2 separate regions of the Homo sapiens genome follow, and region 2 is linked to region 1. A link is a loop called in an ENCODE intact Hi-C map of the cell type or tissue named here. Cell type or tissue: heart left ventricle. All regions are shown on one strand. Links, peaks and the distances in the headings refer to the core of each region. The heading gives the core; the rest is flanking DNA. Region 1 has its middle 170 kb from the start of CTBP2. Region 2 overlaps ZRANB1 (zinc finger RANBP2-type containing 1).

Evidence for each region. Peaks named below come from ENCODE experiments on the same cell type or tissue, not always from the same donor. Only the 100,000 strongest peaks of a DNase experiment are listed, where the experiment ranks them.
Region 2: a loop joins it to region 1, with 6 times the contacts of the local background. A loop is called at or near these places in 15 of 110 quality-filtered maps.

What each region holds. Positions count from the first base shown.
Region 1 is chr10:125,328,476-125,337,192 of GRCh38, reverse strand. No RefSeq gene overlaps it. Among named protein-coding and RNA genes, the nearest start is that of CTBP2, 170 kb to the right of the region's middle. In heart left ventricle, for the core only: no CTCF peak of the experiment used is centred there; no DNase peak of the experiment used is centred there; H3K27ac peaks cover 906 bases.
Region 2 is chr10:124,986,125-124,988,624 of GRCh38, reverse strand. ZRANB1 (zinc finger RANBP2-type containing 1) reads right to left here. Exons shown (of 9, transcript NM_017580.3): 9 at 436-2,500. It overlaps CTBP2 (C-terminal binding protein 2), which reads left to right. Exons shown (of 11, transcript NM_001329.4): 11 at 1-2,500. Among named protein-coding and RNA genes, the nearest start is that of ZRANB1, 45 kb to the right of the region's middle. In heart left ventricle, for the core only: no CTCF peak of the experiment used is centred there; no DNase peak of the experiment used is centred there.

The DNA.
Region 1 (8,717 bases), core at 3,744-6,243:
GGATGTTGTAGGATGCCCCTGCATTGACATTTGCCTGGTGTTCTTCTCCTGACTAGACTGGAGTTACGTGTTTTGGAGAGGTAAAGTGCCCCTCGCATCGCGTCATTCAAGGGCGCATGCTCTCCATATCACTTTTCACTATTGCTGTTAACCTTGATCACCTGGCTGGGGTAGTGTTTGCCAGGTTGCAACTTTTTTTTTGAAGAGAACCCAGAGTGGTGGGGGCAGGAAACACAAAGTCCCCCAGTCAGTCATTGGGCGTGATAGTAAATAGAGCCATGACTGCTTCTACTCGTCAGTTCCTGGAACCATGCATTCTTCCTACTGGAGAGACAGGACCAGCCATCTACAGGTCTCCGAATGTGCATACTCTGTCCTGAAGTCCGGCACCCATCCTTCCAGAGGGTTCCCCTTGAGCTGGCACTACAGTTGTGCCTCTAGAAGGCTGTCCCAGCATTCACTGAGGCTGGCTGCTCCTGGATGGTGCAGTATGTAATATAAGCCACCGGCTCACTCCCACACCCCACTCCCTAAGAGGCAGGTCCCTTGGTCAAATGCTATGGTGGGTGGGATTTCAGGCCTGTGGACCAGGTCTTCTATAAGCCATCAAACAACAGTGCTGGCTGAGGCTCTGTGGACAATAAAGGCAGCCCATACCTGGAATAATGTCTCCCTTTGAGGATGAACCATTGGCTATTCCAGAACGCCAGGGCCCAAAGAAGCTGACTTGCCTCCAAGTGTCTGGTCTCTTCTAGAAGTAGTGCCATACCAGAGGTTCCATGTGGGTCTCTGTGGCTGCAGGCTGGACATTCAGAGGAAGCAATAGCTAGAATGATCTTGTTAAGTCGAGTCCGTGCTGTTGAGCTCATGCATAGCCTCCACTTCTGCCACCATGGTCCCTCTATTCACGCACCTATACTGTTGCTTCTGGGTGGCCAATGATGAAGTGTGGTTAATGTCAACTAGCCAAGTCATTTGTCTACCTTGTTTTCCAGTTCTTTATCTACAATACATGTTTCCGGTGGGCATTAATATGCGATTCAAAAATCTTCAGCACTCTGCCCGCTCACACTTGTCCACACCAGCCTTCCTTGTCTCTTATTTTTCTGTCTTTTTTCTTCCAGTCCCAACGAGTTGCCAAGGTCATTGACCAGTGTGTAGAAATCCATGTATCTATTCTCACTTGTGCCATTTCTCCTTCCACATACAGCAGATGACACTATCCACCACAAAAATGGTCCTTGGTCTGGCACCCACGCAGCAATTAAAAAGAGGAGTCAAGATGAGAGGAGTTGTCTCAGGATTGGTGGGCTGTGGGAATCTGCTTGGGATTTTTCCCAGGAAGGGGAGTCAGATTTTTCTAATGGCCCCTTTAGGGATCAATACAAGACACATTTGCACCAAAGCCAACTGAATCTCTTTTCTTACAGCTGCCCTTGGGCCTACTGTACTCATAATACAAAAGGATGTGTTAAGAGTAGGCACAATAATGAATGTAACCCACCAACATGACCTACACCATACCATGCGTTACATACTGATTGTCACTACCATTCATTGAGGCTCTTCTATGAGCCAGGCTACAGGACAAGTACTGTGTCCTGTACATTCCCTGTGTTATTACACTTAATCCTAATGGCAACCCTATGAGGTTGGCAGTTTTACTATTATTTTCATTTCACAGGTGAGAAAATGGAAGCTCCAAGAAGTGAAGTAACTTTAACACCCAAGTCAGTCCAACTCCATGCTCAAGCATTCAGCTCCTCAGGCCTCCAATAGAGTCTTTTGAGAACAACTATGCTGCTTAGTAACACAGTATGTATGTAGCTATAGTATTAACATACTGATATACATTTAAATTGGTATAATGGACTGAGTATTTGATAAGAAAGAGAAATAAAAATGCCCCTGTCTGTGCCTCTCATTGGCTGGACCCAGTGGGAAAACGTTGGGGGCATGATGTTGGAGGATGGACCCAATGGGAAGATGCTATCCATATGGGCCACAAGGGGCATGAGCATCTCTGAAGCAGGGTGGAGAAGGATGGAGAATAGACGCATAGCAGGTTATCATCACATAGGCCTGTCCATCCCCCCAACTAAAATGTAAGCTACAAGAGTGCAGAGCTGTAGGGACCTTCATCTGTGTTGTTCTCTGATGTATCCCAAACACCTAGAAATGTGTCTGGTAATGAGCAGATGAATAGTAAACATCTGTTAAATAAATGGAGGATTTATTGCCTGACCCAGTTGACCAACCAACATCACCTGGACCAGAAGTCAGCAAACTACTGCCCTCTGTCCACTCGTTCATGTATTGTCTGTGGCCACTTTCACACAATAACAGCAGATTTGAGTAGGTGCTACTGACATTGGCCCGCAAAGCTGAAAATATTTGCTATCTGGCCCTTTCCAGAAGAAGATTGCCAACTCTTGCTGTAGAGAGACAGTGCAGTCCTCCAGAGCTCCAGTAGCAGGCCTGGGAGCCAGGGAGTTGGAAGGAGCCAGCCATCAGGAGCTAGCAAACCTCAAGATTTAAGCATTTCATGGGAGGGAAACCATTCCTGAGCCCAGAATTCTGTTTAGTGGATTACCTCTGCACAAACCCCAAATGACCCTAAAAGAAGGATGTCTTCTTATCCAGAAGAAATTCCCTCACCCAGACACCTCATCCATAGATGAGAATAACAATGCCATCAGCAGATAGAAGCTTCATCTGAGGAGCACAGAGGTTTCTTGCCTCATTCGTCTTGGTGACTTACGTGGTAAAGAGGATGAAGAGAACCCAGGATGGTTCTACCCAAAGAGCCTCCATTTTCCAGGCTTCCTGGGGTTATGCAGAGTGGAGAGGTGGCAGTCCTCTTCCCCTGCATGCCCTCTGCACACCAGAACCCTCTCCTTCTAGAGCCCTTCAGGTTTTAAACTCAACCCTCACCTTCTCCCCCACCCACCCCCACGGTTTCTGCCTCTGTTTTAAACCTGAACCACAAACTTCAGCTTATGTACTTACCTTTTGGATGTGACAAGCTGGGGGCATGGGGTTCAGGGCAGCTTAAATTTCCTAAAGGTTACTATTGTGGCAGGGTGAGGTGGGAGGACCTTCTTATGGCTCTAGGCCACCAAAGCCCATTGGGCAGGGGCTGCTCCCACACTGCTCCTCTCTCTGCCAGTCTTTAATCAGTCTTCCTCTTGGTCTCCCTCCAAGAAAGGCCACTACAATCATCACTTTCCCATCTTTCTGTCTGTCAGCACTTACTGCAACAGACAACCAACTAGACAACCCCCACAGTGCCAGAAATACCTTTGCATGGACCTCATTATCAAAAATAGAATGCAATCAAGACCAGCGGAGGTTACAGTAAAGTCACCAAAAATTACCCAAATGTCCCTCTGAGCTAGCTCATAGGTTTTAAAAGTGTGTGGTGGGTGGAATGAGCCTTCTATGTTCCTAATTTTGGCTCCTCCAAATGAAATATTAATAATACTACTACTATTGCATTTGACAACATGAAGAAGCTTCCAGTGATCAGGAAGTTATTGAAACCCTTGGGGAGTGTAAGCTCCAATACCACAAGGCAACCCACTTCACAAAGCCCACCAGAAAACCATAGGCATTCATCAGACTAAAACTGCATGTACTCAGAGACATATTCTTTGCACCTACGAAATGTCATATTTCTATCCATTGACCTCGTGGATACCCACAGTAAGTCATTTGCATCTGAGATCATCCAGCCAGAAAGAGTAACTGAGTCCTGATTCACAGGACAACGTTTTGCTGACATTCACTTTATTCACTTTCCCCAGTGATTCTTCCTTTGAGTCAGTGAGTTATCCTCAAGGGTTTCAGTAACTCCCTGATCAACTTTTGTGCCCGGGGACTCACATCTACATTACCACATAAATTGTGGTTCTGAAAACCTGCCATGAATACAGATGTCTTTGTCTGTTCAGCTTATTACTGGAAGCTTCTTCATATTGCCAAATGCAACAGTAGTAATAATATTAATATTTCACTTGGAGGAGCCAAATCTGGGAACATAAAAGACTCGTTCCACCCACCACATATTTTCAGAACATAGGAGCTAGCCTAGAGGGACATTTGAGTCATTTTTGGTGACTTTACTGTAACCTCCACCGGTCTTGATTGCATTCTATTTTTGATAATAAGGTTCACGCAAAGGTATTTCTGGCAGTGTGGGGGTTGTCTAGTTGGTTGTCTGTTGTAGTAAGTGCTGACAAACAGTTGGAATGAAAACTTAAATACTTATATAATCTGCAGAAAAATGGACTCACATCTGTGGGTAAAATAAGCAGATAAAATGGTGCTCAAATTAGATTTGATTTTCCCCCCTAGAATTGGCAATGTGTAAATGAGGCTGGCAAGTGACGGCAGGCATCAGATGACACTGAATAAGAATGGCAAAACTGCAATGCCAGCTTGGTTCCAGGCAGCTACGGTCAGGTGATTTGCCCATCCATAAAGAAGCACATGGAAAAGATTGCAAGAGTTGGGATGCTGAGATGGCAGAACTGTGATTTGAGGAATGCCAGCAAATCAGTGTTCAATCAGCATAGATGTTTGTCTGAAGTCCAATAGAACTGCAAGTCCAACTTTTAATTCACTTACGCCAATTACCCCCACCATCCCCCATAGGCACAAGATTGCTTTACTCAAACGTATCTCTCATAGAAGAAAATGATCGGTCTTATTTGTTCCATTTCACCAGTTACTGAGGAAATGGATAAGACATTTCTGGTGCCATTTTGAAAAAATGAATCCAATGTAGGTCACATTGGAATGAAAACAAAGATGCCCTTCTGAAGCTACCATTGTGGGGGTAATAATGTGTAATAATATTACAGTAGTAATATTATTAATATTTCACTTGGAGCTCCTGTTGGGGGGAATAAAAGCATAACGCAAAAGCAGGGAATAAATATCTGCAATTATGCATTAGCTAATGCATGTAGCTGTCCTTGCCCAGGCTTGGAGTTATGGGTTTGCATTTTCTTTTCTAAAACAGTTTTTTAACACTGACATCTTGGCCTTGAAGACAAATGTTTCTTCACTTGCTTAGAATAAGAAATGGGTTGTGCTGGCTTAGAAACACAGAATGCAGTGAGGTTTTCTGGCTTTTTGTTTTTTTAAGAAAAAAAATTCAGAATATATAACCTACCAATAGGATCTGAAGGGAGAGGGTCTGGTCTAAACCTTCTTGCCAGGCCATCTCAATGGCCTTCTTATGTACACGTGGAAAAATAAGAGAATTGAAAAGAAGTCTGTTTAGGTTTCCAACTGTTCAGAAAACAAAGCATGGTTTCCTCTTCAGTTTTCTATTTTGTAAATATTTCGGTACAATAACGTAGCCCCACATTTTAATTTGACTGACTCACCATGGGAGGGCAAATCGAATAGCTAAAAGGAAGTCTTTAGGTATGATGGCACTGGAAAATATTCAGAACTCAAGATGGGGGTGGGTAGCATCTGGGGAAGAGGAGCTGTGGGGTGAACAGGAAGTTTGCTGACTGCGGACTTGAGCATCATGCCTCATAGGCCTTGAATAAGCAGAGGCAGGGGTCCCTGGTGCTCAAGCTTCTCACTGAAAAAGAAATGGGATTGTTTGCCTGCAGTGGTTACTGAGGGAAGACCCACCCTGACCGAGTAGGTGCTGCTGAAGGCATCCATCAGGTGCTCTGCCCACCTGCCCAAGCAATTTTGAAGGGAGACCAATAGAAAACCAAGAGCTGAATGCCTGAGAAACATCTCCCCCGCTAAAGCCATTTCTGGGGCAGCCCCTCCACACTGCTGATACCTGTGTCCAGATGGCCACTTTGACCTTGGCTGCAGTCGCTCAGGTCCTCTTCTGTCCATGCCTGGCCTGGCCTTGGCTGGAACACTATGGAGGGGCAGGAGGGGGTGGCCATCTGGTGTGGGAGGCGTTGGCTGTAGGTCCTCTCGGGAGACAGGTGGTTCAGCGGCAGGAAGGACTTACCAGGCTGAAACTAATCAGAAGATGGGCTGGCTGCTGGTGTGTGCTGGAAGCTCACAGAAATGTTACAGAGCAAGGCAGACGGTGGAGGGTGGAGAGGCCGGCAATGAGGAACTGGGTCACCCTCATCATTCCTCCCTTGGGGTGGCCCTGAGTGAAGTCCCTGGGCCACAGGTCTAACCAGCAAAGGAAAAGCCAGCACCCCAAGGTAAGAAGAGAGGCCCAGGGGCCATGAGGAGGGGAAGGCCCTAAGACTGGAGGCCTTTACCCCTGGACCACTGCCCCAAGCTTGTGTGTCCCAAGCCTTTGATGGCCACCCCAGTGGCTCCTTCTGGAAGGTGGCTGTGGCTTGGTCTGATCCAAAGGGACTCCTGGAGCTCTGGATGCCATGAAGAGGGAGCAGTGGCATGAAGGTCTCCATCCCTGGTCCATTGGATCTGCCTCCACCAGCCTGGTGTCATCCAGAGCTAGAGGCATCACCAAAGAACTCTAGGAGGCCACCCTCTGGCATGGAAAACACATGGACCAGAGCAGCCCCAGCCATGGCATTCACTCACTCTTGACCTTGGTGAAGCCATTGAGCTCTGCAGGCCACATTTGTTCACCTAGCAAGTAAAGAAAATGAACCTGGTAGATAGACTGTCTCTAGATTCCTCTCAGGGAATGGTGACTTGAAGCCAGAAGATTGTGAGTTTGAGTCCTAGCTCTCCAACTTCCATGTTATATGATCTTGGGGAATTTACCTTCATCACCTGAACCTTCATTCTCTCATTGGAAACATGAAATAATAATGCTTCATTTAATCTGAAGTTAAGTGAAATAAAGTGCTCAGGGGGGTAGGTGGTACAGGATAGGTGACTCCTTTTTCCCAGTTGTCCTTCTTCCTGAGGTCCCTTCAGTTTAAAAATTCTGCAATTCCATGGATGCCAGGGAAAACCCAGCTTAATCTATAACATCTTTAGAATCCTACCCCATCAGGGCTGACTTCCTTTGCACAGGTTGGGGATTCTGTAAGAAGGTACAGGTGCCATGTGATCTCCTGGACTGGATGCCCCTGAGCAAGTCACCTGTCCTTCTGGCTTTGGTTTCTACATCCACAAAACAATGAACAGGGCCCTGGGCTAATGCCATCCCCAGAAACTCTGTGTCCTTCTTGGCTCTGGATTTCTGCTTCAGTGGAGTCCTGCTCTCATGGAGATTCATGCTCAGCGGATGTGGAAGGGTGCAGGTCTTCAGGTGGGTGACCTTTGACCATGGGAGTGCATCAGGACCACCACAGAAGCTTTGGCAAAGAAAGTTGCATCCAGCCCAACCTGGGGCAGCATTCCGGAGCTCCGCTGTGGAGTCTGAGAGTCTGCTTTTCCAAAATCTGGGGTTTAATGGAAATAAAGAAGCCAAAGTCTAGGGAGCAAAGAGCACCAAAGGAAAATTTAGAAAACAGTAAAGAATTTGCTCAGAAAAAGGAAGGGCTTATCTGAGACTTTCTTCCCATGTTAATTTTGCAAAGAAGTCCAGATGAATAATTCCTTCTTTCATTAATTCAACATCAATTTTTGACCTCCTAGTAGAGTATATGTCACACTGCATACTGGGGTTCAGAGTCCTGAAATGAAACAACATCTTAGAGATGGAATCTTCCAGAGTCATGACTCTCCAGATAAGGAGAATAAGCCCAGGAAAGGACGTGACTTGGCCAACATCCCACAGCCAGAGGCTTGAGAGGACTCGAATCCAGACCCCAGCTCCCTCCCCCAACCTGGCAGCCCAGCAGCGACCACAGGCACGTTTTGTTTCATCTGTCAGTGTTTTTCTGCTGATTTCAAGGAAAAATCCATCTTGTGTTACTAAAATCACAAGATCTGGCCACCAGTACACTGGGCCTGTTTCCCACGGGCAAGGATCTGCAAGTCACGTTTCCCTTGTCTGGGAGCTGAGGGCCTCAGTTGGCCACAGGCCCACCCTCCACTGAGCTCATTTATTTGGGACACCTGCCTGGGCCCCGAAGGCAGTGAGTTTGCAATCCCTGACCAAGGGAAGAGAGGCTGGAAGGATGAGAATGCCATGGAACCTTCTCCCAGTTCCACAAATGAGGAGGGCTAGTGAGTCCACTGAGCCTTCAATGAATTCTTCATGGCGAAATTCAGTTAGACATTTAAGTATAAAAGAACAGTCATGTAAATCTAAAAATTAAAAAGCGTAATTTATATATTCATATTGACATTTATTGTCCATGGGATTTTCAGTGAGCCTGAAACCATGTGCCCCAGAATATGGGGATTCTTTCCTGGGGGACCTTGATATCCCCATTGGGCTCTAAAGGTTTGAAAGGGCTTTACTCACCTGTTTTCCTGGTGCCATGCAGGCGACCACAGAGATGAGCTGGGCTACAGGTTCTGCCTGTTTCCCATCGCCTTTGCTGGCTGGGATCAATTGTCCCCTCCACCAGATTCTAACCCAACTTCTCACCCTCACCCTCCAGCACTTGGACTGCACTCACTAGAAATTCAGAGAGGAATTTACCTCCACACTCTGCATGAGGGAAGGGAGTTCAACCAGCAAATTAACTGTGTTTGCAAAGCAGAAGGTAAATGTTTAACCTACAGAGAAGATCATTCCATTTGAAAACCCCTAGTCATCCTTTTCTGCAGACAACCCATCTACCAATTATAGAGAATTAAGTTAAAATAGGTCCAGCCTGAACGTCTGCCGATCCTCCCTTCCTGAG
Region 2 (2,500 bases), core at 1-2,500, 340 kb after region 1:
TGATTTTAACAAATCCTATTAGATTTGTATCAACTAGTTACATGTTCTATTCATAGTCTTTTGTGAATCATTGCCTTTTTGTTTAAAAAGATGGCCTATTTTGAGCCTTTGTATAGGTACATTCCTGTTTTTGTGACAAAAGAAAAACTTTAAAATTGTCCCAAACAGAAAAATAATGGCTATCAGAAGTATGTTTTGTTTTAGTGTGAGTTACCGTTACTGTATTTGTTTATTGTAAAGGTGGACATTTAGCGTTCAGTGCAGTTTTCAATAAAAAGTAATTAAAATTTGTTAAGTTCTGAAATTCAAGTACATCTCACTAATGTAAATGTTCTCTACTTGAGATGTTTAAGGCAATTGCATTGTCAATTAGCCAATTTCCAGCTCTTGTTACTACAGGGTTCCATAACCAGACTCAAGACCGCTGACAATTAATTACCTGTGATAACAAAAAGTTTAATTGAAAAATCAAAACCTCACACAAGTCCATCATTATCACGTCATGCCATCCTTAAGATGCAATGGTGGGTTAGTGCTAAATCAATTCAAAAAAAAACAAAGTTGCTCAACTTTTAGAGTTCTGACTTTAATCTACCCCAAAGCAAAATGACCTGGACCTGGTTCAAGGGAGGGAAGTGAACCTTGAAACTGTTTTGCCAATAACCTAACAAACAAAATGATATTTACAAAGAAGTGTTGCAAATAGTCCCATGAGTTAAGAGCTTGATTTAATGGATCTTCTTTTTAAATAGAATTAAACCTTTATACTAAAAGTATTTGCAAGTGTCAATTAAGTCCAACAATTCCAGGTATGAAACTCCCTCTGAGCTCTTCCTTATACTTCCCTTCCCAATTAAAACAAAACAAGAAAATCATGGTGTCTTAAAGCCTTTGGCTTGCCTGGCCTTGTCTGCTCACTCATTTTAAGGTGGTGGCCCCATCCCAACTCTACCATAAAAGTGTCTATTAACACAAGCTCACATGGAGAGAGACGGCGCTCATAGTTACTGACCTATTACCCCAGGGAACAAAAAGGTAGTTTAACGTCTTCGTAACCACTCATCAAAGAGGCAATGAAATATGCGTGAAAAGGAGGCCAAGCGCACACAGAATATCTTACCTTCACGAATATGTGAAGAAGTCTGGGACACGATGAACCTAAGAGTCAAAAACATAAAAAGGCAGGTCTGAATCCATGGTCCACCTGGGTTTTAATTATTAGATCTTGGTCGCCCAAACAAAAATTTATATATATATATATAAATTTGACCCCAAGGAAGAACAAGTCAAAACAAAATGCCACGCTCTGTTTGCTCTAGAAAAAGAACCATCAAGTCCACAGAGTGCAGGTATGACTTACTCTCCAGAGTCAGTCATTAATGTCTGTCACCTAGCCACGTATAATCATCTTTGAAAAAGGACTATATTCTATCTTGGGACAATAATTATGGCTGTTTTAATAGTTCAAGAGCATAATATAGCATTGATTTACCAAAATTTTTGGCCTTTAACAGCCAGTCTATGAAAACCATTTAGAGCCCCATTCCTGTCTGTAGCCTAGGAAATGGAACCATCTTTAATTCTTTCCCACAGGGAAGAATGCTGCACCTATCACACTATGTGGTCAGGGTCACTGATTGATAATAAATAAATAAATAATAGAGCGCTCAGGGGAAACAACACTCACCAGACCACAACACACAGTAGAAGCTAAGTGCTGAGCGTGTACTCTGGACAACGCTGGCTGCAATGCAGACTGCAATGGCTACATGCTTTTCCCTCTAACAATTCTCTTTGGCTTTTTCAATTGGGAGGGCAGATTTTGCTTAACAGGCAACTAGAACAGGATCTCTGCCCACTAAAAAATTATCCCTATACATAGAGAAATTACTACAGATGCTAAGTAGTCAGAATGCTAACATTTTCTACAAACTTGATTACTTATTGGCCAAAATGAAAGCAAACAGCCAATTTTTAACAACACATTCACCACTTGAAACAAACAGCAGCATTTACATTATATCAAAGATTCATTTCTACAGAATCGTACTAAAAAATCATTTTTCCTGCAAGATTTAGCATGCAGCAAAAAATGATCTTTTCATCCTGGGAACACCTTTTTACTGAGTTTTCGGGGGGAAAGAACTAAAGACATGACAGTTTTGTGGGTATTTTTCTATTTTTAGTATTCTGGCAGCAAATTTGAGGTTGTACACATTTCATTATCAACTAAACAAAACAAGAAGCAAGCAAATACTTTAAGGTTTTCACAGCCTTTTTCATCACAGGGAAGGAAAAAACTGTGTGTGTGTGTGTGTGTGTGTGTGTGTGTGCGCGCGCGCGCGTGCGTGTGTCGTCTTTCCAAATTCCTGGCCACATCAATAGTCTAGAAAGTGCTTATCAGGACACCAAATATTTCTGTGTTCCTGAGATAGGTCTGAAATTTTTACCCAGTATTGAATGTATACCTGAAGTGGTCAAATAATACTTCTTATAAAAA